4 separate regions of the Homo sapiens genome follow, and all the other regions are linked to region 3. Evidence: chromatin contacts called from ENCODE Hi-C or POLR2A ChIA-PET data. All regions are on one chromosome and are shown on one strand. Each heading gives the region's core, a stretch centred on a gene start or an enhancer-like site at or near the end of the contact. The rest is flanking DNA. Distances are from core to core; before and after follow the strand shown. Region 1 overlaps APBB1IP (amyloid beta precursor protein binding family B member 1 interacting protein). Region 2 holds the start of BAMBI (BMP and activin membrane bound inhibitor). Region 3 holds the start of RAB18 (RAB18, member RAS oncogene family). Region 4 overlaps APBB1IP (amyloid beta precursor protein binding family B member 1 interacting protein).

What was found. A loop is a pair of places that touch in the nucleus more often than their neighbours do. ChIA-PET counts read pairs that join two places held with the same protein, here RNA polymerase II (POLR2A). Pooled maps may share reads with other maps.
Region 1: a loop to region 3 is called in a map of CD4-positive, alpha-beta memory T cell, with 9 times the contacts of the local background. The contact joins the enhancer-like site here to the promoter of RAB18 in region 3. A Hi-C loop is called at or near these places in 1 of 168 maps with a recorded cell type or tissue (CD4-positive, alpha-beta memory T cell) and 3 of 50 pooled maps. POLR2A ChIA-PET finds 5 or more read pairs at or near these places in 1 of 52 experiments (BJ).
Region 2: a loop to region 3 is called in a map of CD8-positive, alpha-beta T cell, with 6 times the contacts of the local background. The contact joins the promoter of BAMBI here to the promoter of RAB18 in region 3. A Hi-C loop is called at or near these places in 2 of 168 maps with a recorded cell type or tissue (CD8-positive, alpha-beta T cell and naive thymus-derived CD4-positive, alpha-beta T cell) and 10 of 50 pooled maps.
Region 4: a loop to region 3 is called in a map of naive thymus-derived CD4-positive, alpha-beta T cell, with 4 times the contacts of the local background. The contact joins the enhancer-like site here to the promoter of RAB18 in region 3. A Hi-C loop is called at or near these places in 1 of 168 maps with a recorded cell type or tissue (naive thymus-derived CD4-positive, alpha-beta T cell) and 7 of 50 pooled maps. POLR2A ChIA-PET finds 5 or more read pairs at or near these places in 2 of 52 experiments (OCI-LY7 and activated naive CD4-positive, alpha-beta T cell).

What each region holds. Positions count from the first base shown.
Region 1 is chr10:26,453,257-26,460,302 of GRCh38, forward strand. The region is part of intron 2 of APBB1IP (amyloid beta precursor protein binding family B member 1 interacting protein); the gene reads left to right. Among named protein-coding and RNA genes, the nearest start is that of APBB1IP, 18 kb to the left of the region's middle. Within about 2 kb of position 3,940, at least 3 of the 41 ENCODE cell types and tissues checked have a DNase peak (open chromatin) inside an H3K27ac peak, as active enhancers do.
Region 2 is chr10:28,673,135-28,679,810 of GRCh38, forward strand. BAMBI (BMP and activin membrane bound inhibitor) reads left to right here and starts at 4,387. Exons shown (of 3, transcript NM_012342.3): 1 at 4,387-4,839. The coding sequence starts at 4,764. RefSeq lists silencers at 3,855-4,414, 5,140-5,284.
Region 3 is chr10:27,501,446-27,509,190 of GRCh38, forward strand. RAB18 (RAB18, member RAS oncogene family) reads left to right here and starts at 2,859. Exons shown (of 7, transcript NM_021252.5): 1 at 2,859-2,992. The coding sequence starts at 2,925. LOC124902399 (a long non-coding RNA gene) reads left to right here and starts at 3,000. Exons shown (of 2, transcript XR_007062097.1): 1 at 3,000-3,279; 2 at 3,534-3,647. RefSeq lists enhancers at 2,555-2,824, 2,935-2,994.
Region 4 is chr10:26,479,811-26,486,900 of GRCh38, forward strand. The region is part of intron 2 of APBB1IP (amyloid beta precursor protein binding family B member 1 interacting protein); the gene reads left to right. Among named protein-coding and RNA genes, the nearest start is that of APBB1IP, 45 kb to the left of the region's middle. Within about 2 kb of position 1,306, at least 10 of the 41 ENCODE cell types and tissues checked have a DNase peak (open chromatin) inside an H3K27ac peak, as active enhancers do; they include OCI-LY7, where a contact is called at or near this core.

The DNA of each region.
Region 1 (7,046 bases), core at 2,690-5,189, 1.0 Mb before region 3:
AGGTAATGGCAATGGTGTGTTTACAGGAGGAGAAAAACTCCTTTCACTGTAAGGCAAGGTTTAATGAGAAGAAGATGGAGATGAAATTGGAGTGGTGTGCTGGGCATGGACTGTGGATGAGCCCATCCTATGAGATATTTGCTCTGAGCTGGGAGACATGAGGACAGCCTGCATACACAGTGACAGTGAGGGTGGGACAGGGCTTTCCTGCCAGGTCCCTGCTCCTCGACTAGAAGCACTGGCCTTCCTCCTCCATCCACTCATTCATCTCCTGCTTGCCTTTCTCTGATGACGTGGACTTGCCAGATTTGGTGTTTGTCCCCTCTGGACCTAGAATTCTCAGATATCCTACTGACCTGGCCATGGAGACCACTAGTGTTCCTCTGGGCTATAGCACAGACTCTAGCCCTCCTGAAAAAGGCCTCAAGGGACAGTTGCCCCTGGCAGATACTGGCCAATAAGCACAGGAAAAAAATGCTCAACGTCACTAGTCATAAAGGAAATACCAATCAATACCACAATGAGTACAACCACTATGGAGAACAATTTGAGATTTCCTTGAAAAACGATAAATAGATCTACCATATGATCTAGCAATCCCACTGCTGGGTGTATACCCAAAAGGAAGGAAATCAGTATATCAAAAAGATATCTGCGCTTCTGTGTTTGTTGCAGCACTGTTCACAAGATTTGGAAACAACCCAAATTCCATCAACAGGTGAATGGGTAAAGAAAATATGGTACTTATCCACAATGGAGTACTATTCAGCCATGAAAAAGAATGTTATCTTGTCATTTGCCACATGGATGGAACTGGAGGTCATTATAAGTAAAAAAATCCAGGCACAGAATGACAAACATGGCATGTTCTCACTTATTTATGGGATCTAAAAATAGAAACAGGCCCAGTGCAGTGGCTCACGCCTGTAATACCAGCACTTTGGGAGGCTGAGGCAGGTGAATCACTTGAGGTCAGGAATTCAAGACCAGCCTGGCCAACATGACAAAAGCCCATGTCTACTAAAAATATGAAAATTAGCCGGGCGTGGTGGTGGATGCCTGTAGTCCCAGCTACTTGGGAGGCTGAGGCAGGAGAATTGCTTGAACCCAGGAGGCAGAGGTTGCAGGATTGCAGGACTTTATTCTGGCTGCTCAGGAATCTGATGGGACAAGGAGCTGAGATCGTGCCACTGCACTCCAGCCTGGACGACAGAGTGAGACTCTGTCTCGAAAAAAATAAATAAATAAAAAATAAAAATAAAAACAATTGAACTCATGGAGGTAGAGAGTAGAAGGATGGTTACCGAGGCTGGGAATGGTAGCTGGGGTGGGGGAGATGTGGGGTAGTTAATGGGTCCAAAAAAACCAGAAAGAATGAATAAGACCTAGTATTTGCTAGCACAACAGCATGACTATAGTCAATAATAATTTAATTGTACATTTTAAAATAACTCAAAGAATATAATTGGATTGTTTGTAACACATAGGATAAATGCTGGAGGGGACGGATACCTCATTCTCCATGATGCAATTATGCATTGCACGCCTGTATCCCGTACATATATACACCTATGTACCCACCAAAATTAAAAATTAAAAACAGAGTGAGATACCACCTCACATCCATTAGCATGGCTATAATCCAAAAGAGAGACAATAACAGGTATTGATGAGGATGTGGAGAAATTGGGAGGGCTTTGAATGGCTCTCCACAGTTTGACAACACATGATGAAGCAATGAGGGAACAATTTCATTTTTGATGGCTGTCTCTGCTCAGAGGCTGTCTCTGCTGCAGGACTCTATTCTGGCTGTTCAGGAAATGGATGAGACAGGATGCTGAATGGAGTTGGGTAGTTCTGATTTTTTGCCAAGAGGCAAATGAGAGGGATGCCAGGAAAAACAGTATATGATATTGCTCGGCTAATTTAAATATAAATATGGGCCATGGAGTAAAGTACTGTGAGTGTATCATTAAGAAGGAAAAAGTCAGGCCTGGGCACAGTGGCTCACGCCTGTAATCCCAGCACTTTGGGAGGCCGAGGCGGGCGGATCACAAGGTCAGGAGTTTGAGACCAGCCTGGCCAACATGGTGAAGCCCTGTCTCTACTAAAATACAAAAAAGTTAGCCAGGTGTGGTGCGGGCGCTTGTAATCCCAGCTACTTGGGAGGCTGAGGCAGGAGAATTGCTTGAACCCAGGAGGCAGAGGTAGCAGTGAGTTGAGATTGCATCACTGCACTCCAGCCTGGGTGACAGAACAAAAAAAAAAAAGAATAATAATAATAAGAAGAAAAACGTCTTTGGGGATGCTCACGTTAACTTAGTAAAGTTACGTGGTTACTGTTATGTGAAACACATATAAAATACATACACTTCCCGAAGTTGAATTTTACACTATGTCTGCTGATTCAGCTGTTTAGAGTTTTGGGGGATTTCTTTTTTTTTGGTTTGTGGTTCCAAGGCCACAGCTTTGGAAAACAGTGTGTCAATTCTTCAAAAGTTAAATACTTACAGAGTTACCATATGCCCCAGCAGTTGCACTCTTAGGAGTGCCAAGAGAAATCGAAACATACATCCACACAAAAATGTGCAGGCAAGTGTTCATACCGGCATAATTTGTATTAGCTGAAAAAATGGAAACAACCCAAATGTCCATCAACTAATAAAAAGAAATGAAGTGTCAGCACATATTACATTTTGGATTGAACTTTGAACACATTAAGTGAAAGAAGCCAGACACAAAAGACCACATTAATGTATCATCCCATTGATAGGAAATGTCCAGAATAGGCAGCTTTATATAGAGAGGAAGTAGAATAATGATTGCTAAGGGATGGGGAGAGGAGGAGTGAACGGATACAGGGTTTCTTTTATAGGAGAAGAAAATGTTCTAAAATTAGATTGTGGTGATGGTTGCACAACCCTGTGAATATGCCAGAACCATTGAATTATACACTTTAAATAGGTGGATTGTTTCATTTCACCTGCATGCAAGGAGCTGCTCTATCCACGGGAAAATGGATGCACTAGGTGCAATTTGCACTCTGGGTTCAGTACATTAAGTGAAAGCCTTTGGTGTGCCTAGGAATTATAGGGAAAATAGCAGTGATAGCAGCGGAGTAGATTTTAGGAGAGAACAGGATGGATGTCTGAAAGATGAGGTTGGAGGGGTTGATGCGGGTTGGACTATGGAAAAATTTAAAAGCCACCTTATGGAGTTTATATTAAATCCTATGGACAGTAGAGAGCCACTGAAAAGTTTTGCTACTTGAAAGAATATGACAGAACTGGGTTTTAAGAAGAAAACTCTGGTGGCATTATAGAAGCTGATTTAAGAAGCAGAGACTGTGGCGAGCATCTGTATTCCCAGCTACTCAGGAGGCTGAGGTGGGAGGATGGCTTTTGTCCAGGAGGTTGAGACTGCGATGAGCCGTGATCATGCCACCGCACTCCAGCCTGGGTGACAGAGCAAGAACCTGTCTAAAAAAAAAAAAAAAAAAAAAGGAGAGACTGTTTGAGCCTGTGTAGGCATATGAAAAATAATTACAAAAGAAAAGAAGGAGAGATTGGAGATAGGAAGATGAAAAGTAAGCTGGGGGCAGAATCCTGATAAGATGTGGAAGACCTGTACTAGGATGGTAGCTGGGGAAAGTGTGGGACAAGTTCAAGGGCATTAGAAAGGCTAAACTGACCAGACAAACTGATCATATTTGGGACTTCCAGAATAGGTGATGCTTCTGAGAAGATTGGCTTAGTGAAGGTTATTGGGCTATAGGTCAAGATAAATGTAGGCTGGTTTTTTGGGTGTTTGTTTCTTTAGCAAGAGAGGGATACTATCTGAAAAGAGGAGTCCTTGTGTCCAAGTGGCTCCTTTTAGACACTCACAGCACAGGAGCTAGGCTGTGCTTGGTCATTGCAGATGTTCATAGCCATCAAGTCAGCCCACCTGTGTTTCTTCTCCGAGCCTTGTCTTCCCTTTCTCTGGTCTGCTTTTTCAAATTCTAATGTACGCTTCTTTTTCAGTTCCCCAATTTCTGGTAACTATCGCATTTGAATTTTTCTTTTTTAAGAGACAGGGTCTAACTCTGCTGCCAGGCTGGTCTTGAACTCTTGGCCTCAAGCAATCCTCCTGCCTCCGCCTTCCAAAGTGCCAGGATTACAGGTATCAGCCACTGTGCCTGGCCTCACCTTTGATTTTGGTATCCTTTACCCAGACATCCAGTCGCAGCCTCACTTCACTGCACTGTTCAACTCCTAACTCAGTATCTGATTTTCATCCAGGGTTTCTCTGTGCTGACTTTGTCCCCAGTTCCCAAGATAACATCTGGCTTAGATCTCCCTATACCAAAACCTATACTGGTAAGCCAGGGGACCTGGGAACAGGCTGAAGAGGAGGCTGGAAGGAGGCCATGTTGCATTTAAACCACCGGTAGGGCTGCCTGGTGGAAATGCTCTCTATGCAATGGGAAGTATAATTGCAGGGCTTAAAAATGAGGAGGGAGAGGAAGACACAGATAAGTATGAGTTTTCTGCTTCCCTCTGAAGCAATATCTATAGAGATTAGATAACAGGAATAAGTATAATACCAAACAAAGATCAGGGAAGATTTATCCTAAAGATAATCTGGATCATAGCTACAATGACTAAATTATTTGCTCTGAAAGGGTAAACTTGTTACCACCATTCCTTCAGAAAACACTTAAAGCTGGGTCTTTATTGGTATTTATGAAATCTGGATATTTTTATGGCCTGACTAATACCTTTGTCAAGCCCTTGGACAGCAGAGAAGTTGTATGGAGCCGAAAGTGCAAGGACTTAATGAATGATTTCTTGAAAGTATTACTGAAACTCTCTGGATGTGGTGTCTCATGCCTGTAATCTCCGCACTTTGGGAGGCCAAGGTCGGTGGATCACTTGAGGTCAGGAGTTTGAGACTAGCTGGACCAACACGGTGAAACCGCGTCTCTATTGAAAATATAAAAATTAGCTGAGCGAGGTGGCATGCACCCTTAGTCCCAGCTACTTGGAAGGCTGAGGTGGGAAAGTCGCTTGAACCTAGGAGGCGGAGGTTGCAGTGAGCCAAGATCTTGCCGTTGCACTCCAGCCTGGGTGACCAAGCAAGACTCTGTCGAAAGGAAGGAAGGAAGGTAGGAAAAGGGAAGGAAGGAAGGAAGGGAGGGAGGGATGGAGGGAGGGAGAGAGGGATTACTGAAAGTTTTTCTGGAAAGATCCATGAACACCTGACCAAAAAATTAACAAAGCTAATTTTCCAGTATCACTTTTTTCTCTCAGTGTCTACATCATAACAAACCTAAGTTGTATCTTAATACATTATTTGCCTTTTATATCAGAGCATCACTGGACCATTGTAAGGCAGTAGTAATAAGTTATTAATGATAAAATAGGTAACAAACAAAGACTATAATATGCTATCATCAAAAAATTAAGGCCATATTTCACTTCATGTTTTAGATTCTGGTAGGATTTTAAAGCACCAAATTCTTTGATATTTTTGAATATACTTTCACTAATTCTATTATTATCTACTTTATTCTTATTTACTGTTCTGTTTTAATTATTGTCTGCTTTCATTACTTTTTTCTCCAAAATTTCCTCTGAATTTGACTTTAATTAAATTGTGTATAAGTGTGTATTTTCTTTACTGTGGTTATTTTCTTTTCTTTTCTTTTATTATTATTATACTTTGAGTTTTAGGGTACATGTGCACAATGTGCAGGTTAGTTACATATATATACATGTGCCATGCTGGTGTGCTGCACCCATTAACTTGTCATTTAGCATTAGGTATATCTCCTAATGCTATCCCTCCCCCCTCCCCCCACCCCACAACAGTCCCCAGAGTGTGATGTTCCCCTTCCTGTGTCCATGTGTTCTCATTGTTCAATTCCCACCTATGAGTGAGAACATGCGGTGTTTGGTTTTTTGTCCTTGTGACAGTTTACTGAGAATGATGATTTCCAATTTCATCCATGTCCCTACAAAGGACATGAACTCATCATTTTTTATGGCTGCATAGTATTCCATGGTGTATATGTGCCACATTTTCTTAATCCAGTCTCTCATTGTTGGACATTTGGGTCGGTTCCAAGTTTTGCTATTGTGAATAGTGCCGCAATAAACATACGTGTCATGTGTCTTTATAGCAGCATGATTTATAGTCCTTTGGGTATATACCCAGTAATGGGATGGCTGGGTCAAATGGTATTTCTAGTTCTAGATCCCTGAGGAATCACCACACTATCTTCCACAATGATTGAACTAGTTTACAGTCCCACCAACAGTGTAAAAGTGTTCCTATTTCTCCACATCCTCTCCAGCACCTGTTGTTTCCCGACTTTTTTATTTTCTAGGTAGTTTGATATTGTCCTTTTGAAATTTTCTTCTCTGTTTCCTCAGCTGTTAAGGAAAATGTTTTCTACTTAAGGAGTTTTTTTTAAAATTTGTTTTAGCCCTTATTTTTCATTTTCATTATTGTTGTATCTTGGTCAGAGAATGTGGCTATTTCTCCTTTGAGAAATTTATTTACATTTTCTGGCACATAACTAGTTTTCAACAAATAATTTATAAGCTAAGCCTAATTTTTACTCAAATCCCCTATAATATATTTATGTCTTTCCCCTATTAATCAGTCAAATATAGAAATTAAATTTATTACCATTGCTAAGGTCATAATTTTGTAAGCCAAATTTTTACTATTATTTTCTATTTACTTAGTCTTAAAAATAATTTGTATAAACAAAATAATGTATTTTTGCTTGGAAAATTTAATGATGACTCAGTTCTGAACCAAGACAAATAATGCTAAATTCTTAATTACAGTTCTTGCCTCCAGAGAAATAAAGAAAATAATTAGCTGATGACAAGAATAACACTCTCTGTAAAGTTACTGAGCACAGTAACAAATAAATAAACAAATAAAACACCCTTCTTAGGAATAATTATCATAAAATTTGCTAGTCAGAAACAATACATGAAGGATACACTGTAGTTTGCATCTTCTTTTCCCTAAGAATTTTTAGAGTCATT
Region 2 (6,676 bases), core at 3,137-5,636, 1.2 Mb after region 3:
GTATTTGTTTTATCATTTACAAAGTATCAAGACACACATTATATTTGATGTGTGAGTTCAAGCCATGAAATAAAATGCCAGCCAAACGTGCATATCTTCAAATATTTAATGCATTTTAACGAGATTTATGGACACAGGTTATGAAGAGAGTACACCCTAAGTGAGGTCATCAATGAACAGAATTCTTGTTCTTATCCTTGGTATTAAGGGAAGAACTTCTGATGCGCTTTTCTCAGATTGTATAATCTTCCTTTGTTCTATCTGGTCACCTAACAAATAAGCTCCTATTCTGCTATGAATCCCTTAAACACAAATAACTCTCTGATAAGATAGTCAAGCTCACACCTGTAATCCCAGCTACTTGGGAGGCTAAGGTGGGAGGGTCACTCGAGGCTAGAAGTTTGGGACCAGCCTGGGCAACATAAGGAGACTCTGTCTCAACAAAAAGTATAGAAATTAGCCCCATGCAGTGGGGAGCACCTTAGCTACTTGGGAGGCTGGGGCCAGTGGTTCGAGGCTACAGTGAGCTATGATTGCAGCGCTGTACTCCAGCCTGAGTAACAGAGGGAGGCCTTCGTCTCTAAAAAAGCAAAAAAAAGCAAGTAACTCTCTACTCTCCCATTCACAATTTAGTGCCATTTAGTTACATGTTTAGCCTATAATTTCAAAGACATCATTTAAAATCTTTAAAACATCTATACGGCCAGCATGGTGGCTCACACCTATAATCCCAGCACTTTTGGAGGCTCAGGCAGGAGGATTGCTTGAGCCCAGGAATTCTGAGACCAGCCTCAGTAACATAGGGAGACCACCATCTCTACAAAAAAATTAAAAAATTAGTCGGGCATGGTGGCTCGCGCCTATATATATACATATATATCTCCCATGGATAAATTATATCTTGAATGCTGTTTGAAGGTAATAAAAAACTATTCTACTGTTTAACGGTTTCAGTTAGGTCTAGAATCAGTTTTCTGTTCTTGGGTATAGAGAGCTTGTTCCTAGGTATTTTCGGAATCCCTTTGTAGATGTAAAAAGAATTTTGGTCGTTGATTTCATTTCTTGCTTTAAACTTCAAAAGGACAGTAGATTGTACTATTTTTTTTCCCTCTACTTATCAACCTACATGTAGGAAAGTAATAACTGAATTATGTGCAAAGCATAAGTAAAATTCTCTAGAGAAGCAATTTTCCTTAAGAATGTTAAATTGAATTAAAATTGTTGCCTATTCTCTCAACTATTGATATGGCCTTATGATTGACACATTATCCCTAAACTGATTTTGATATTCTACATTGATTCAAACACTCTGATTCATTTAGTTGAAAAGTCCATGTCTTCCCCAGAACCATTAGATAAAGTGCGGACTTGTTTCTCTTTAATTTCTGGTCATTTAGAAAGTTTGCCCATTAATAATAAAAACAAAATAGTTGAAATCATTGTCTAAAAAATGGATCCCAAGTTCTTATTCAGAATTGGACTTGGAACAAAAAAATATATACAACCTGGAGTGCTCAAAGTCAACATTAATTCAATAAAATACAAATATCTTAGTTTGGTTTCTTTGGGTTGCAAGGAAAAGAACCTTAAGTAAAAAGGGGACTTTATTAAGGTTACTGAATTAACCTAAGGACAAGAAGTGACGCTGAGTGCCTGGAAATCCATTTGGATTTATGTATTTGCCACTTTGCATATCTTCATTATTTTTCTTCCTCTGCAGACAGGTGGACTACAGCTGCCCCAAAGCAAAATTTTTATGTCTCCCGTGAAATGACCTCAAGGGACTGAGCAGCATGTCTGCTCAAAGACACAGAAGAGAGAATCTAACTGACCTAACCTGGGTCATGTGACTAGCTATGGCCAGAGATTAGGAGATCAGAGTCTCCTAATCAGGTTGCCAACGCCCACTCCGGGAAAAGGGACATTCTCTGACTTGGGCTGGGAGACACTCAGAAAGTGTCTACTAGAATGCAACTTTCACCAACACATTCCCCAGACCTCTTCCATTAAATATTTATCTGTATCAAAGGGAAGTATAGTTCATTTCTGATACGTCTCTGTTCACTTCTTCACATTTTATGCTGCAATCACAAAGACTTGCTTGTCATCCCAACTACCTGTTCGCTGCTTACCACTCCTACTCACCTACACAATCATATTTCATGCCTAAGTCCTGTGGTCCTCTGTGCTTGTAATGGTCTTCTTCCAATCCTTAATGTCATTGCTTCTAGACTTTACCGGCTCTCTTTACCTTCCTAGACTAGTTAACCTCTTTCTTTTAGGCATTGTAACATCATGCACATAAATCTCCATTATTGTCCAGCTCCATTGTTTTGAGATTTACTATCTAGTTTCTGACATCTTTATACCCCCAGACATTGCAAGCCTCGCCTACGGTGGGAGGCCAGGTTGAACTAACATACCCTGAAAGTTTCCTTTTAGCTAATAATTGACTCTAAAAGAGAGTGTAATCATTACATAAAAAGTATTGTCCTCTGGGCGCGGTGGCTCACGCCTGTAAATCCCAGCACTTTGGGAGGCCGAGGCGGGCGGATCACGAGGTCGGAAGTTCGAGAGCAGCCTGACCAACATGGCGAAACCTCGTCTCTATAAAAATACAGAAATTAGCCAGGCGTGGAGACAGGTGCCTGTAATCCCAGCTACTCAGGAGGCTGAGGCAGGAGAATGGCTTGAACCCGGGAGGCGGAAGGTTGCAGTGAGCCGAGATCGCGCCACTGTACTCCAGCCTGGGCGACAGTGCCAGACTCGTCTCAAAAAAAAAAAAAAAAAAAAAAAAAGTCTTGTCTGCATAAAACCCTTACAATTGTTAACTTGTCAAGGTTCTAGTAGCCAGGAAGTTCTAATCAAACTCGGCCCCAGGACTGCCTTGTCAGCACGCCCCTTGAGAAACTTTTCTGAGAAACCTGCTGTTTACCTGGTGCCCTAACCAGTTTAATTTTCTTTTAAAACTTCTACTGGATTTCTCCTTCTCTCCTTTTAGATGCAATTTTGATCTAGAGAAGTAATGGTCTGAGCATCAGTTTATGAAATTATTTTATTTTTCTGCACATAAACATTATTTTTCAAAGACAATTTCATTAACTACATCCTGCAGCTCTGCAGACTTTCAACAACTTTAAAAGGTTAGGCGTTTGAGATATGTTCGCCTTGACTTTCAGTCCTCAAGACATATGTACATTTTTCTTAGTCTCAAAGCTCATGTCTGCACTCTAGTCCTAAAGGATTTGTCTTTATAATTCTCACCTTAGCATGAAATGTGCTTCTCTTTCTTTCCTTCCCCACCCCCCACCCCCTTTTGACATATCCGGTAGGGAAGCTCTGGCAGATTCTCAAGAAGAATTTTGCAAATGGTCGACTTTTGTTCATCTCAGGTTTTGGAGGGAGAGGATAAAAGAACATTCCCTCAGATAATGAGTTTTAACCTTAATTCCTTCCAAAGCGGAGGGGGAAACAAAACTACAGCAAGACCACCTTGAGTACCTTGGGAAGGGCAGCCCCGCGATCCCTAATAAATGAATTAGCATCTCAAGGAGGAGATCACTGCGGGGCTGATATTGATCAGGGTCAGCCGGCGTGTTTGCCAGCCATTGTTTGGGGGGTGGTTAATTGAGTGTCAGTCTCGGCCAGTGTCGTCTCGTTGGCGCCGGGTGCTTTTGGATTTGCTAATTTTCGTTAAGTGTCTCTAGCCCGCTACTCGTCCCGCGTACCCGGGAGAACCTAGCGGCTCCTAACGGATCAACAGTCAGTCTGTCTGGGCTTTATTGATCCCATGGCGGGCAGCTCGAGGCGGACACGCTGAGGGGGTGGGGGGCGAAGGCTGAATGCAGACCCCAGCGCTGGGCCGCCTCCCCCGGGCTCCCACCCGAACCCTCCTCCGCCACCTGCACAGGCCGGGGCATTGTCACTCGCCCCTGGGGGTTCCAGAAAACGCAGTGCGGCCGGGGAGGACGACCACACGGACCCCCTGCGTGTTTCGGGGGGCACCCAAAAGAAGCCCCGCGCTGGGGAACGCTGACCACCCGAGGCTGAGCCGTCAGGGTCTCGGAGGCGGGTTCCCGAGCCGGTCCCGGGGCTGGGCTCCCCCGGCGCCTCGCGAAGGTCACTGACGCGCAGGCCTCCGCAAGGGGGAGCGCGGGAGACGGCAGCGCACCAGCCGGGCGCCCCAGCCGGGCGCCCCAGACGCCGGCGCCGCTCGGAGCCGCCGGGCAGGTCCCCCAGCGCTCGCGTCTGGGCCCGCCCCCCGCTGCGGGGCGGATTGACAGGAGCCCGGCGGCCAATCGGACGCCGTGGGGCGGGGCGAGGCGGGGCGGTGCAGGCCGGCTCCCGGCGCGGGGCGCTATTTACGGCGCGGAGCCGGAGAGACCTGGGCTGGCGCGGGCGGGAGCTGCGGCGGATACCCTTGCGTGCTGTGGAGACCCTACTCTCTTCGCTGAGAACGGCCGCTAGCGGGGACTGAAGGCCGGGAGCCCACTCCCGACCCGGGGCTAGCGTGCGTCCCTAGAGTCGAGCGGGGCAAGGGAGCCAGTGGCCGCCGACGGGGGACCGGGAAACTTTTCTGGGCTCCTGGGCGCGCCCTGTAGCCGCGCTCCATGCTCCGGCAGCGGCCCGAAACCCAGCCCCGCCGCTGACGGCGCCCGCCGCTCCGGGCAGGGCCCATGCCCTGCGCGCTCCGGGGGTCGTAGGCTGCCGCCGAGCCGGGGCTCCGGAAGCCGGCGGGGGCGCCGCGGCCGTGCGGGGCGTCAATGGATCGCCACTCCAGCTACATCTTCATCTGGCTGCAGCTGGAGCTCTGCGCCATGGCCGTGCTGCTCACCAAAGGTGGGTGCCGGGGGCGCACGGGGCCCGGGGTCCCGTCCTCGCCGCGGGGCTTTGGAGCCGGCTGCAGAGGCTTTGTTAGCGGCAGGCGAGGCTCCCTCCTGCGCCGGAGCCGCAGGTCGCGACAAGTTGCTGTGTTCTTAGAAGTCGCGGCGGTGGCCTGGCGCGTGGATGCGGACTCCGATCTAAGGGCAGGCGCTGATCAGAGGGTCCTCCTGGCTCTGCCTGCGGGGAGCGGCGCGTTTGCAGCCCAGCGGGGAGCGGGGCCGGAGTCTCGGCCTCGACGCCGCCGCTTCCGCACCCTGGGGGCTCGGGCGGCCGGGAGGAATCGCAGATCCTGGCCTGTAGCTGCCGCGTGCCCTCAGCGTGTCTGTGTGAGTGCCTCAGGGTGTATTTCTGTGAGTGTGTCTCTGAGTCTCAGTATCCCTAAATGCATTTTTGTGTCTCTGAGTGTCGTTGTGTTTCTGAAAGTGTGTCTGAACCTCTGTATCACTCAGCGTATCTCTGTGTCTCTTTGAATGTATCTCTGAATGCATTTCTGTGTCTCTTTCTGAGTCTTTGTGTCTCTGAATGTGTGAGTCTCTGTATCTCTGATCTTGAGTGTGTCTTTCTGAATGCATTTCTGTGTCTGTCTCTAAGTGTCTTTGTATCTCTGAATGTGCATCTGAGTCTCTGTGTGAGTGTGTCTCTGCGTACATCTCTCTGTGTGCGAGCGAGTGTGTGGGTCTCCCTGAGAGTTTAGGTGTCCGAGGTGTGCAGAAGTGTGTGTTGTGTTGCTTTTCAGCAGCCGGGAGGAGTAGGCTCTGTCAGCGTCTCACTGCCACTCACCTCATATTTTACAAACAGGACCAAAAAAAAAAAAAAGGCAGCGGGTCAGTTTCTTCTTTCCTCTGCAGGCTTTCACCTTTTAGAAAGAAATAACCCGAACTGTCTCCGAATTTCAAGGTTCTCCTCACCTCCCTGCTGTGAAATCTACCTACTGTTCTGTGAACAGATAATTTTTTTAAGTAGGAAGCAGTTTAGTCTTTGCAGCCCCCTACTTCTCTTTAATTGCTATGTAGCAGGCATGAGGTTAAAGCATAAGCTAGCCCAGCGAGGATGATGTGCTACAGTATTTATTTATTTTGGAAGGAAGGGTGTAATTAACCCTAAATAACAGCCCTTGTGGCTTGCAGAGGGGAGCCTCCTGGCCCTATCAAAGGCGGGCAGAACAGGGAGGGACTGAGGCTGACATGAAGTCACAGATACCGAAACTATGTGCCTGATAATGATATAATTAGGGGATCAGAGATTTCTGACGGCTGCGGACTTCAAAAGCTTTAAAAGAAGCCAGCAGTCTCTCCTGTAGCCATCTTGACTAAAGCAGACATTTTTGTTTAATCACTACATACAGTAACGAGAAGGGGACAGAAACAGAAGGGCATTGTTCCACAGTTTCAAAATACCAGTCCCCTTTCTGGCCTTTTGCATGCCACAGGAAGAAACTTTATGAACGACAGAAATATAGTTTTAATACAGTGGTACAAAAGTCCATTCTCCTTGCTTAAAATGTGGCTCCAATTAAAAAAAAAAGGTAGTTAGAACTTTCCCAGTTACCTGTCAAAATTTTATTAGGCTGTTTTTAGGTCATTGAAAATAGGCTCTCATAAACATTTAAGCAGCATTTTACTTGTATTCAGTCTTCCTTTTCTGTACAAGGTCTGAAGCTAATAGGGTCAAAATGGGCTTTTAATCTGTTTTATTTATACTTTAAATCTATATATGGAATTTGTCAAACTAGGGATATGTAGTCATCACCCCAGAAGACTGGTGAGCTTTATGTGGAAAATAAAGTGAGCTT
Region 3 (7,745 bases), core at 1,609-4,108:
CTAGAAGATGGATCCACAGGGAAAAGGGCAGTCAGTTATGTCTGAAACCTAAGAAAGGATTTGGCTGTGTTTTCCAGGGATGTAAGGATAATAGTATATAGAAGAGAACACCTAGGCCAAATTGTTGGTTAGAACACCTAGGCCATCTCCTTGGTTCATTTTTTTAGTGTCTTGCTATCTGTCCTGAATCTTGGAACCACTGCTCTAAAAGAGGTCTGAAAAATTTTGCCTTCAAGGCTCACCTTTACATAAAATTCACTATGGCTGAAACGAAACTCATATTCCTTCTTGTTTCTGTCTTGGGTTTTCTCTCAGATTGGTAGTGCCGAGGCTTGAAACATTAGAGAAATGTTCGATGTTTTTCTTTCCCTTTTCTTTCCCCTCTTCTTCACTAAGCATGGGACAGTTATTCATTGTGTCTTTTAAGTACATCTCTTTATTGCCAGCCCCCATGTGGGGATGTCTTGGCAGTTGTGTATGTTGGCCTGAACCTCAGGAGAAAAATCTCAGCCAGAGATGTAAATTCGGGAGGCCGAGGCAGGGGGATTGCTTGAGCCCAGCAGTTTGAGACCAGCAACATAGCAAGACCCCATCTCTAAAAAAATGTTTTAAAAATTAGTTAGGCGTGGTGATGCATGCCTGCAGTTCCAGCTACTCAAAGGCTGAGGTAGGAGGATTACTTCTTGAGCTCAGAAGTTAGAGACCACCCTGGGCAGCATAGCAATATCCCATCTCTTAAAAAAAAAGAAAAGAAAAGAAAAGAAAAAGAAAGAGAGGAAATGGCCAAGAGATGGAGGAAATCCAAGAGAAAATGATATTGCCAAAGTACGTCAACAGTATTACAGGTTGCAAGAGATAGCCCTGGATTTATTGATGAAGTTTTTGTTTTTGTATTTATCTTGGTGTGAATAGCACAGTGCAATGGTTCTCACACTTTTTGGTTGTACAAATTATAGTATACTCTTAAAAATCATTGAGGACCTGAAAGAGCTTTTGATTGTAAGAACCCCAAAGAGATTACATCTCTTATTTATCCTACTAGAAATTAAAACTGAGAAAATTTCAAACATGTTAATTTACTTAAAAACAATAATAAACCTATTACCAGTTAATAGAAATGTTTATGAAAATAACTACTTTAAAACAGAACAAAATTGAGAACAGTGGCAATGTTTTACATTTTAGGAAATCCCTTTAATATCTGGCTTAATATCATAGAAAACCAGTAAGTTCACATATCTTGTTCTGCCTTCAATCTGTTTTGCTATTACATGTTATTAATATATAGCCTCTGGAAAACTCCATTATATTATCATCAGAGAATGTGCATGAAAAAATAACATATTAACTATGAAAATAGTTTGATCTTGCAACCCCCCTGAAAGGTTTTCAGGGATTTCTAGGGATCTCGGGACCCCAGGGCAGGAGAGCTTGACAATACTGTGAACCTCATAAATAAGATCTTTTTGTCATAATGAAAAGTAAGCTAGATAGACTTGACTGAAGTTTCAAGGGCTATCTGATGAGAAGTGGAGGTTGTTTCATTGACATTATTCTCTAAGGTTAGGAATGGACTCTACAACATTCATTCAATTAATTCATTCAGCATACATTTATTTAGCACATATTATGTGCCATGAAGTACTCTAGATACTGAAGACATACCAGTAGACAAAACAAAATATCCTTGCCTTCATGAGACTTCTAATAAAGTAGTAAAATATATAGTGTATCAGAGAGTGGTTAAATCCTATGCAGAAAAACAATGTAAAGAGGTCTAGAGAATGCTGGAGGGATTTGCATATTTCAGTAGAATGGACAGGGAAGGCCTCTTTAAGAATGCAACATTTGAGCGAAGACCTGAAGGAGGAGAAGCCATTGGGATATCTTTTGAAAGGGCTTTTCCAGCTATTTAACAAATTAATTTCTTAACATTTGAAATTTTATTTATATGTAGTCTTTAATCAAATATCCATTGTATATGACATTAGCTGCAGGTATAAGGAAATAAGACAAGAGAACTGAGGTTTATTGAGTGCCTGCCATGTACCAGGCACTGTGCTAAGTATTATGAATGAGGTTTGGTACCTTCACTAAGATTTACAACTTAATGCAGGAGGCAAGGTGTAGACATACACTTCCTGCAGTATGGGTGTAGCAGTTCTTATGAGGAAGGAGAGTTGACTTGAAGTTGCACCGCCAGAAGTAATGCACCTGACCTACCTGAAGTCTACGCCTCCCTTTCAAGATGAATTAGGGTGCAGAGGGTGCTCTCCACTATAACAGAGGGGAAGCCAGCAAGATAATACCTGATCACACCTTTTATAGAGCACTTTGGTTAACAACATGTCTTCACAAATTAACTCACTTAACCTTCATAACAATAAGAAGCAGATGTTCTAAGAAGTGTTACTGTGTCTCTCAGAGATGGAGAAAGGCTAAGAAAGCTGGGTAGTATGACAAGGCAGTTATAAGGTAGAGCTGGACCTAAATTTAAGATAATCTGCTTCAAGCACAGTGCTTTTCCCACCGCAGTGCAGCTGTTATGAGCAGCTGCCGAAATAAAACAGCTTGATATTCTCCTGACTGAGTCCTCCCACTGACTCAAAAGGAGGGTTAGGTTGAGGCTGGGGCGGAGCTAGACCTCAAGAAGAAGCCAACAAAGTCACACACAGCGCTCCCCACCTGCGCTTGCGCAGGGGAGGAACACGCAGTCCGGAAAAACGCCGGGGATTCTGGGTCGCGCAGCCGTGGAGCTACCTCAAGGCGGAACTGGGGAGTCCAGGGCTTCGGCAGCCTGAACACCCGGTGTGAAAGGAAGGTGGCAGACGTGGAGCGGCGCGCATGCGCAGCAGCTCACTCTGCTGAAGGGCTGAGAGGCGCACCCGGGCGGCCAGCTGGGCTCGGAGCGGAACGGGGTCAGGATGGACGAGGACGTGCTAACCACCCTGAAGATCCTCATCATCGGCGAGAGTGGGGTGGGCAAGTCCAGGTGAGGCGGAGGTGCGGGTCGTGACGAGGGTGGCTGGGCTCTTTCTGCCCCGGTGGCTGCTGTCTCCTGGGCCGCGACGGGAACTGTAAACTGCAGCGGCGGGCTCGGGCCGGCTCCGCTCGCGCCCTCCTCGGCCTCTGGGCCGCGCTCTCCCGCGACGTTTGCTTTCCTCTCCCCACCCGCGCCTGCCTGGTTCCCGGCCTTTGCCAGGCCCAAGTTCTCTGGGTCGCTCTCCCTCCTGTAGCGCCGAGAAAACACCATTCCGAGGGCCGCCGCTCGGCCGGCAGGTTTGCTGCGCGGAGCTCAGGGCGTGGCGGGCTGGTTTGGGCCCGAATCCGGCCGGGGGCGCCTTGCCTCGAACCTCTCGGGGTTCAGGCTGCCTGCCACCCCGAGACCCGGGAGACATAGCTTTCCCACTTGAGGGTTTCTGTGGGGCCTTCTCTAAATACATAATGTCCTCGGGAAGTTTCGTGACGCCTTAGGTCCCATTCCTGGCCTGTTTGGGCGCAGCTTAATGTCGATTCTTTTACTTTTTTATTAGTCGGCTGTGAAAGAACTGGATCTTGTGACTGCTGGAAAATTTCGCTTTAGTGTAAGGTCCGAGTGCTTCAGCCGTGGGCCACCTTTGAAAATAAAATGTAATTGTTATTTCTCATTTTGCCACATCCTGTGGAGACAGAAGATTAGTGTTGTGCTTTCATTTTTTACTTTTTCCTTGGGGAAAATAATATTGACAGTGGAGTTGAGTATAAGGTAAGACATGGATCTAGGTGGATGTTGCTAGAGGGCTGTGATTTCATCCAGGTCTTGGAAGAGAGTTCTCCAGCTGATGTCATTCTTGCCATCTGATTATGAGTAGGTTATGTTCAAGGCCGTCCTGATCCTTAAACCACATTTGCACTCCAGGGGCTGTAATCAGTTTCATATTTTAGCTATACCTTCTGATACACGTATCTTTCAAATAATTTTTTGTATTTCATAAATTGAAATAGCCTTAATTCTACAAACTAGAATGAAAGCTCTCCTCAAATAACTTGTAAAAGTCACTTCATAAAGTCTTACTTTTTAAAAGCTTCTTCAGAATTTGAAAGCTTATGTAATATATTCTGATATTATTTACTTATTTATTTATTTATTTTTTGAGACGGAGTCTCGCTCTGTTGCCAGGCTGGAGTGCAGTGGCGCGATCTCGGGTCACTGCAACCTCCGCCTCCCGGGTTCAAGCGATTCTCCTGCTTCAGCCTCCCGAGTAGCTGGGACTACAGGCGCGCACTATCATGCCCAGCTAACTTTTGTACTGTTAGTAGAGATGGGGTTTCACCATGTTGGCCAGGATGGTCTCCATCTTTTGACCTCGTGACCCGCCCACCTCGGCCTCCCAAAGTGCTAGGATTACAGGCGTGAGCCACCAGTTTGACAACACATTTTCATAGTGTTCCTCATGTAATGTCCTCTGTGTCTACTGGAATGAAGGATTTGCACATACCAAGGAATAGAATAATGAAATACTATGAGTTAGCAAACCAGCATGATTTGTCTGTGTGTGTGTAAAAGGCATGAGTAAAATTATTTACATGATCATCTATTATTGCACATACATATTTGAGTGTTAAAAAGTTAAACGTTGTCTTAATAGGAATTTCACAGCCTTGTGATCTTTCTTTTTCTTTTCTCCTTTTTTCCTTGAGATATCGTTCTCATTTAAGTTCAGGCATATGAAATTAGTGTTTTTGAAGTCAAGAATGGTTGGTTGTCATTTCATGTAGTTCAACCCAATACATGGTTGGTTAGCACTTTTTCTAAATGTATTGCATGGATGACAAGTTAGGGTATGTTAAAATTTTCTGGAAGGTTAACTGGAGTATATAAACAAAATTCCTCTGCTCTACCCGCTGTTTTTTTGAGACAGGGTCTTATTCTGTCACCCAGACTGGAGTGCAGTGGCATGATCATAGCTCACTGCAGTCTCAATCTCCTGGGCTCAAGTGATCCTCCCACCTCAGCCTTTTGAGTAGCTGGACTATAGGCACGAGTCACCATGTCTGACTAGTGTTTTTTTATTTTTTATAGAGAGGAGGACTCACTGTGTTGCCCAGGCTGTCTCGAACTCCTGAGCTCAACAGATCCTCCTGCCTTGACCTCCCAAAGTGCTAGGAACATAAGCATGAGCCACCACAACCGGCCCTACTTCTAAAATTTTTTTCATAGATGGGATTTTCCTATGTTGCCCAGGTGGTCTCCAACACACAGGCTCAAGCCAAACTCCTGCCTCATACTCCTAAAGTGCTGGGATTACAGACACAAGGCATGACACCCAACCGAGGTTCTCCTTGTAGAGTAAGGCCTGTTAAGTGGATTTATCAGTCTCCCTAGTTCATGCCACCGAAACAAAGAAACAAATTTACCGTGGGCCTAATCTGTTTTAAACTTTTTCCTCAATACGTAGCAATGGATTATCAACTGCTCGATGCAGGATTTTGTCACTTTATTTCTTTTGTGAAAGGATTACATATAGTGAGAAAGTTGTCTTATTTGTCTAGCTAGATATACATTATTGGCCTGTGTGATATGCTGTGGAAAACAATCTTAAACACTCTGGATAAGATGAGAATAAATGACTCCACTGAAATAGAAGTCTATGCCTTTTAAAGTGAATTAGTACAAAAACATTTGCTGTGGATATGATCTTAAAGGATTGTTTTAACCAAGTTTGTTTCTATTTCATTACAGAGCTGGAGCTAGTGGAAGTGAGATAGCACTTGTGCTGTTGGGGAAAACAAAGGATATGTTTAATCCGAATTAGTGGATTACTTTCTAGTGATTTCATAGTGTTAGAGTCTAAAGGGTATGTGATAGTAGTCAGGAGATCAGGATTATGAAACTGGGGCTGCCACTTGTGTGACCTTGTGTGTGATACTTGAATGCTGTAGGCCTTCATTTCAAAAGCGAGGGGGTTGGAATAGAAACCTCTCAGACCCTAAATGTGTAAGACTCCAATTCTGTGGCTAGGCCTGGTAAGGTAAAGAGTAGCAGAATATATCAAGAACTGGAAGGGATTAGAGAGACCTATTATCTAAATTGCTGTCCCTCCTTTGCCCCTTGCCTTCCCTTTTTTTTTTTTTTTTGGTGAATTTCATATGTAAATTTAAAAAATGCAGATTAGTTATAATCACACTCTGTTTATTATAAATTTGGTCACATCTAAGTGCCATGGTGGTAGTTACTCCTTCCATCTCTACTTCTGCATGGGAAACATTTTGCTCCTTTAACTTTGAAAATATGAGGGTGTAAATATACAATACTATAAGAATGGTGCTTCTGCCAGGTGCAGTGGCTCATCCTGTAATCCTAGCTACTCGGGAGGCTGAGACAGGAGGATCTCTTGAGGCCAGGAGTCCGAGACCAGCTTGGGCAACATAACGAGACCATGCCTCTAAAAAAATAAAAATAAAAAAATTAGCCGGCCATGGTGATGCACACCTGTCATGCCAGTTACTTGGGGGGCTAAGGTGGGAGGATTAGTGAGCTGTGATTCTGCCACTGCATTCCAGCCTGGGTGACAGAGTGAGACCCTCTCTCTTAAAAAAAAAAAAAAAAAAGTGTGCTTCTTAATTATTTTGAGATTGTCAGTTCTTTTCAAAATCTAATAGAGAAATGGACTCTCTGTCCCTTTCAAAGTCTAATAGAGAAATGGACTCTCTGCCTAGAAAAATGCACACATAGAATTTAGAATACTTTTTGGGCTACCAGGGTACCCCTGTCTAAGATCTGATGTATACCCAGAGCCTGTATTAAAATTTGTTGCTTCACACCATGCCACCAATTCCCTGCCTCTCCTTACAAAGTACTGTTAATAACAAAGGCCATTTAAGGATTAGCAATTATGAGAGAAAAACCTCTGGCTTTGTGTCTGCACATTGCCATATGTTCAATAAATAATACCCAATATCATCATTATTGTATTATTATTATGATATTATTACAACTAGTCTACAAGGTAATCTTATGTTTTTGTAGTAATATTTTCTGTGGTGACCACGTGTAGATATTATGTATCTTTTCTTAAATTATGGGTAACTGAGTATGTTGGGAGAGAAGAAAAATTTTATAGGTAGTCTTTAAGAGTCTTACTAGTATTGTTACCTATGTTCCAAGTAACTAAATATAGTCAAGATGTTAAGTAGATAAATCTAGAATTTGACTCTTCTTTTTTACTTTGATTTTATGATGCTGGTTTTATGGTAAACACAAGAAAACAAAACCAAGTAAGGGAGAGTTAATCGTTCAAATATATTTAATGACACTGGGTTTGGAAACTACCAGGAGGCCATTATGTTTTGCAGAAACTCTATGGACAAAACATACCTCTACCAGCAATAATCACAACCTATAGAAAGAGTCATAAGATTTTTCTATAATTTAGATATCTGATGGCTGTTTCTTTGATTTTATTCATGCAAACAGGTCAATTAGGAGAGTCTTATACTTCAGAAGTTAACATGAGGGAAGATTGAATGACTTTAAAATCAAGGGCTTTAACAAAAGCTTAGATTTTATTTTTGAAGAGTTTCTAATAACTGACACTTCTGCTTCATAGTAAGTAAAATAATTCTGGAAGATGTAAAATCTTAGAGTACCCTTCTAATCTGGTGTCTTTTGCTTTTATCCTTTCTTTCTAGTTTCTTACCATTTCCTAGGTTTAGTCCTTTGTTCTCTCTTGCCATAACCATGGCGGTTGTCTTCCATTGATTTT
Region 4 (7,090 bases), core at 56-2,555, 1.0 Mb before region 3:
TTTAGGATTGAGAGTTGAGAAGAAGTTGACTTTTGCTTGACAGCTCTAGATGGTAATGCCTCCTCTGTAACTTCCTCTGTGGTTTCTAGCTCTGGCGGTACTTCTTGCCAGTGAACAAGGCCTCAGAGAAGTGCAGCCTTTGTTCTTACTAACATGGCACCCTGTGGCATCCAAAGGCCCAGGCGACAGCTGGACTGTTTGGCCAGGACCACAGAACCATCAGTTCCCACCACCCTCCCAAATCCTGAGCTGGAGCTGGGGGTGACATAAGGTAGCCAGGAAGCTTGGATCAAGGTGACCCCGGGCAAGGAGCAGAGCAGAGCGTTTCCTTCAGATCTTCTCCTTGGATTGGGACATGAGATCTAATGTCCACGAAATGCATCATGGGAGGGCTTTTGCTGGACTCCAAGTAAAGTGGAGATAGTGCTGGTAGTCGCCTGACCCCACTCCAAGACCTAGGAACCCTGACCCAGGTGACCTCCCAGCAACAGAACAGTGTTGTGTTGTGTGCTGCTGCTGGGGTGCCAGAGGAGACATGTGGCATCAGAAGGGTCCTGCAAGTGAGAAGCCCTGAAATGTAAGCTTCTTTGTTGGCTTCAAGGTACATTGGCCTCTGTGAGGAGGAAAACCAGGAAAGAAAACTGTCAGGAAAGCCAAGTGAAGAAAATATTTCCAGGAGGGAGTGATCAATAATATTAAAGGCTGTATAAGATGCTGACTGGGAACTAACCATTGGATTTCACAACAGAGAGATCATTGGTAATCTCTTCTTTCAAAATAACTTTAATATTGGAATGGTTGAGCTGCTTCTTTTTTTTTTTTTTTTTTTTTTTTTTGGTAAACATGGGATTTCCCCATGTTGCCCAGGCTGGTCTCTAACTCCTGGGCTCAAGTGATCTGCCTACCTCGACCTCCCAAAGTGCTGGGATTACAGGCATGAGCCACCATACACCACAGATTGTTGGTAATCTTGGCACACAGTTTGGTGACATAGTGCAAACAAAAGTCCAGTTGAGATAGATTCATGAGAAAATAAAGACAAGTAGGGGACAGTGAATTGACCTAACTATTCACAGGACTTTTGTTTCTAAAAAGAAATGTTCATGATTTTTATTTATTAATACAACATGATAAACAGAGTATTTTCTATTTGTATCTCTTCAAAAAATTCTAAATTGCATTGTCCCTCTGGTTTTAGGTCACAGTAGGTCCTAAATACAAAAGCAGTTCCCCATTCCTTATATAGACACCCAAAGTAGAAAAAAAAAGGGAACTTAAAATAATCTAGAGACTTGGCACTCTCTTTCCAACCCGTGGGCATCCAAGTGAAACTAGTCTACAACTTGTCTCCCAGAGCTGGAGGCCAGACAGACAGATGGAAGTGGGGATGTTGGGTTCATATGTGCTGACCTCTGTTGTCCTGTGTCAAGTGTTCTTGCACTTGAGTCCTGGGGAACATTTTTGGGTGTTGTTCAGTTCTCTCACTTTTTTCTAACTGAAGCTTGACTTAGCAGAGTGTCCCCACCTTGTCCCACCCACTTATTTCCAAATTGCTTTGATTTTATGCAAAACATAAATTTTTCACTAACTTTATGGTTTGCATAAAATCACAGCAATTTGGAAATAAGCACATTTAAAAATTGTATCTTTTATTTTTTGTTTTGTTATTTTTGTTTTTATTTTTTAATTTTAGAGACAGGGTCACACTTTGTCACTCAGGCTAGAGGGCAGTAGTGCTGTCATAGCTCACTGTAGCCATGAGCTCTTGCGCTCAAAGGATTCTCCCACCTCAGCCTCCTGAGTAGCTGAGACCACAGGTGCGCACCACTATGCCCAGCTAATTTTTTTGGCAGAGGGGATAGAGATGGGGTCTTGCTATATTGCCCAGGCTGGTTTTGAACTCCTGGCCTCAAGTGATCCTCCCACCTCTGCCTCCCAAAGTGCTGAATTTCAGGTGTAACCCACCGCACCTGGCCTAAATCATATTTTTTAAAATGTGGTAGCCCATCTCATTACGTGTGTGTGTGTGTGTGTGTGTGTGTGTGTGTGTGTGTGTGTCTTTACTGCAAAATTCTAAGACTTTTCAAAGCACTCTCTTAGTATTTTTTTAAATTACTGAAATAAATCATTTCATTTAATGATTAGTTTTTTATTTAAAATGTTATTTACAGGTAACTTTTGCCATGACAATATTGCTTACAAAAGGACCCTGTTGTCTTGGCTGTCCCTTCTGTGTGACCCTACCTATGTATATACACATGTCCATATGAATTTTGTTTGTGACTCACTGCATATTAGTCTGAATTGATCATATGACCACAGTCATTGTCCTTTTGATTCAGTAACTACTTGCTAGCCTATTAAGATTTTCACCGATCTCAGGGGTACAGTGCAAAGTTGGTTAAGTTGGCCCAAGAGGTTTCTTCACCTTAGTTCTCTGTTGAGTGAATTATTTGATATAATCCGTAACTTTAGAGATGCTTCTGTTTCCTGTTTTACGCTACACAGAAGCCTCGGCTTCCCCTTTCTCCTCCCTCAAACGTTGCAAGAACCTTTAACCATATGCTGTGTTATTCTGTGAACCACTTCCTCTTGATAAAACGCTTTCATTGCATTTTGAAAAAATACAACACTGAAGGAATCAGGTAAAATTCAATATTCTAAGTTATTTTCAATCACACTGTACACAGGTGACTTCACAGTTTCCACCAGCATTTGCGAGCATCCGAATTCTGTAGTGCGTATTTCATCCTAAGGGCAATCCCATTCATAAGCTTTTTAAAATTTTTTTCTCCTCTTTTGTATCTGTAGTTGTAATATGTCTACTGATTTATTTCCTAGAAAAAAATGTTGCCAGATGGTTTCTAATTAAAAAATAATAAAAATATCAAAGCAAATTGATACTTGGAGAGCCTCAGATTTTTGAAACTTATTTCTCATCAATTCCAGTTCTATTTTAGTTTTGGCAATCTAGTAATAAACTCAAAACACTGTAGGGTAAAAAAACAACAGTCCCTGTAACTCCAGCACTTTGGGAGGCTGAGGCGGGCTGATCACCTGAGGTCAGGTGTTTGAGACCAGCCTGGCCAACATGGTGAAACTCTTTCTCAAGTGAAAAAAAAAAAAAAAAATTAGCTGGTCATGGTGGCCGGTGCCTGTAATCCCAGCTACTTGGGAGGCTGAGGCAGGAGAAACTCTTGAACTGGGAGGTGGAGGTTGCAGTGAGCCGAGATCACACCATTGCACTCCAGCCTGGGCAACAAGAGCAAAACTCCATCTGATAAAAAAAAAAAAAAAAAAAAAAAAGCAGTCAATACTAGGATACAAACATTTTTCTTTAACTGTCTTTAACATAGAAAGATGTACAGTATGCAGATAAATTCATTGAAGAGAAGAAATACAGCTGAGGAAAACCCACACAGAAAAATCTTCCAGAAATTTGTTTAAGCCTCCAATCATGTCTGGGATCAATAAATATTTGATGACTGACTTACTTTGTGTAAACTCGATCGATTTACTTATCTCTGGATGCCTCAGTTTTCTCATCTAAGATGAATATAAAAGTGTTTTCATTTCACCTAGGGTGTGAGGATGGATTTAATCAGTCAATGCACGTAACGCACCAGGACAATCCCTGGCATGGAATGAGAACACCTAATAGTTATTCGCTGTTATTTTTATTATTATCAGGCAGGTAGAGAGCAAGGGGAGATTTCTCTCTCTCTCAACCCCAGCCATGCACAGAAGCAATTGAGTGAGGAGTTTTCTTCTTGGTAGACAGACAGGTAGCAACTTCTCTGGTTAATACTGAAGGCTAATTCTAACCTTCCTGAACTTCATTGACTGTGTCTCATTTTAATAATTGCAAAGTCATTTTTATACCTCCTCTGTTGTTTCATTTTTTTATCATTATTTATTTTGAGTCAGGGTCTTGCTCTTTTGCTCAGGCTGGAGTGCAATAGTGCAATCATGAGTCACTTCAGCCTTGAACTCCTGGGCTCAAAGAATCTTCCTGCCTCGGCCTCCTGAATAGCAGGGACTACAGGCGCATGCCAATATGACTGGCTAATTTTTTTATTTTTTGTAGAGACAGGGTCTTGCTCACAAATATTCTGTTTTGTCTTTTCTTTTCATTCTCAGTGCTCTGAAATTTTCATTCTGTTATTGGTATTAGTATCTTAGTCCAAGTAAAGACTAAGCATAACTAAAAGTACAGCTGAAACGGTGAAATTTGCAACCATTCAAATTAGCTTAGACAACCCGTGAGTTTGTAATATCTTAATACGGTGCTATAAGAAATATAAGAAAGCAGGGTTTTGACAGATAAGCTCCTTATAAAAATGTAAATAATATGAGTTTCTTCATTGTATTGACACTTGCTGCCACCGAAAACATCAACTCTGTAAACCCAAAACTTGATAATCACAAGAAGAGAAAAATCTTAACAAGTTTTTTATTTCATGCAGAAGTTGTTAGGACCACTTGTTTGTTTTGTTTTGTTTTGTTTTGTTTTGAGATGGAGTCTTGCTCTGTCGCCCAGGCTGGAGTGCAGCACGACCTCAGCTCACTGCAAGCTCCGCCTCCCGGGTTCAAGCGATTCTTGTGCCTCAGACTCCCAAGTAGCTGGGATTATAGGTGCGCACCACCACGCCCAGCTACTTTTTTGGTATTTTTAGTAGAGACAGGGTTTCACCATGCTGGCCAGGCTGGTCTCAAACTCCTGACCTCAGGTGATCCACCTGCCTCGGCCTCACAAAGTGCTGGTATTACAGGTGTGAGCCACTGCACCAGGCCTTTTTTGAACTTACATGAAAAATAGTGTATCCTTTTATTTGTTTTCTGTTTTATTAAAAAATTCCTATATAAACAATTGTATTATTACATATTTCACTTAATATATAAAATAGTACACTTTTATGACTAAATCTTTTAGTTTTAAGTGCATCAAATAATCCCTTAATTTAATACCATTCTGCTCAAAATTCAGTTTCTAGCATGAAATTGTAACACATTATTGTTATAACAAAGGGGTACACATGAAATTAGTTATATGATGTGAATTAAGAAATAATTAAGATAGAAAACATAAAGTGTTTTTATTTACTAAATGATGATTAACCTATTACTTGAAATGTTAACTGACTTTAGATTGAATTAGAAAAGAAGAAAAGTCATTGATACTGTCACTCAAGTTGCCTCAAGTTGCATGGTAGTTATCAGAATTTTTCTCAAGGCAACTAAAATTTTTGGTTTGAAAACTGATTCAGGCCTAAATAGATGTGAGCCCCAGTGAAAGTTTTGTTTACCAACAAAACACATCTGTGTGAGTATCAGTATTTACTCACCTGGAAATAGCATTGGAAAAATAAACAGTGTTATAGTGAATGAGGTTCCACAAACCTGTACCTATAGCAGCAGCTTAGAAACAGACTGTTTAACGGCTCTGATAGTTCTCGGAACCATGTTATTTGGCAGTCTCTAAGGACTGCCTGGCCCTGGAATGTGACATTTCTGAGTGTGTCACACCAGGAGCCATGTAGAACATGTAGCCAGTCAAGTGAGAGAGAACTTTCTATGAGGCTTGAGATCTGGACTCTAGCCCAGTTCTTCTCATTAGTCTGGGAAGCTACTTAATCTCTCTGGGTTTCCAACGACGCATTTCTGAACACAAACATCAACAAGATCTGATTCTTACTTAATAACAACTCCCAGTTTTCTAAGAGATTCTATAACGATAACAAAAAGAGTGTGATTCAGTGTGGCAAATGCTGATTGCAAATTCATGCTAAGTATTTTTGGCTATTTTGTTTAGATGTCACAACAAGCCTAAGAATTAGGCATTATTGTTTTCCTTATTTTATAGACAAGGAAACTGAAGTCCAAGGAGATTAAATACCATGTCAAGTTGGTTGTTAAGGCCAGGATTTACTGACATGTTTACCAAGTGCAGTAGATAGCAAATCTCTGCTGGGAATGAAGATACCATTAAAGTGTTAGCATGACAGCTGGATTTTGAATGATCAGTAGGATTTTATGAAGGAGATATGCACAGAGGAGGATATTATTTAAAGGGAATAGCATATACAAAGACAAAAAGAGTTCTAAAAAGCCTGTTCAGAAAACATCAAGGGTCCTGAGGCCAGGCCTGGTGGCTCAAGCCTGTAATCCCAGCATTTTGGGAGGTGGAGGTGCGAGGATCACTTGAGCCCAGGAGTTTGAGACCTGCCTGGGCAACATAGCAAGACCCTGTCTCTGCTAAAAATAAAATAAAATAATGTAAAAAAATATAAATAAATTAAAAAATAAAAGGCCCCGAATGGGACAAATTAGGAAGGACTTTGAAAGACACGCTGAGTGCCTGAACGCTCTCCACTTCATCATAAGCAGCCAGGGAAGATTTTTAAACAGGAGAGTGACACATTCACATTTGTATTTGCAATTTGCAGCAACGGTGGTGGTGAATATTGATGGGGAGTCTGGAAGGCTGGAGGCTGGGTGAGCTGGTGAGGTGTCAACTGTGGCTTGATAGAGAGAATGAAGGCAAGGAGAAGCCTTCTACAGGAAAAGCCAACAGATTCCTCGACCGACTAGATGGAAAAATGGGAGGAGTAAGGGACTATGCCAAGGGTTCTAAGTCAGACTGATATGTGACTAATGGCCTTTTACCAAGTTAAGGCGCATGGGAAGAGAATGCATGAAGGGGAGTAGTGAGTCGGAGCTACTTAGAGGGAAATGCCTGGGGGATGTTGAGCTGGCTGTGTTTAGGCAAGCTACTCTGACCGATGCAATAAAGGCCGCCCTCATCCAGGTCCAAAATTCCAGATTCCATGGCTGGAATTGCTGATCTTCACGGCATCCCAAACTGCATGCAAACTGAGTTAAATGTGTGAGATTAACTCTGCCGTCGATATAAACATATGTCCTGTAAACCATATGCATCACAGTACTTAGGATAAATGTTTAAAAGACATAGTTTTGAAATGTATCCAGGTGGAAAAGAGAAACGATTTAAGGATTGAAAAACTGAAGCCTAGAAATATTAAGCATTAGGGAAAATTTCCTTGTCGTTCAAGGAATCTAAGGGAAAGTT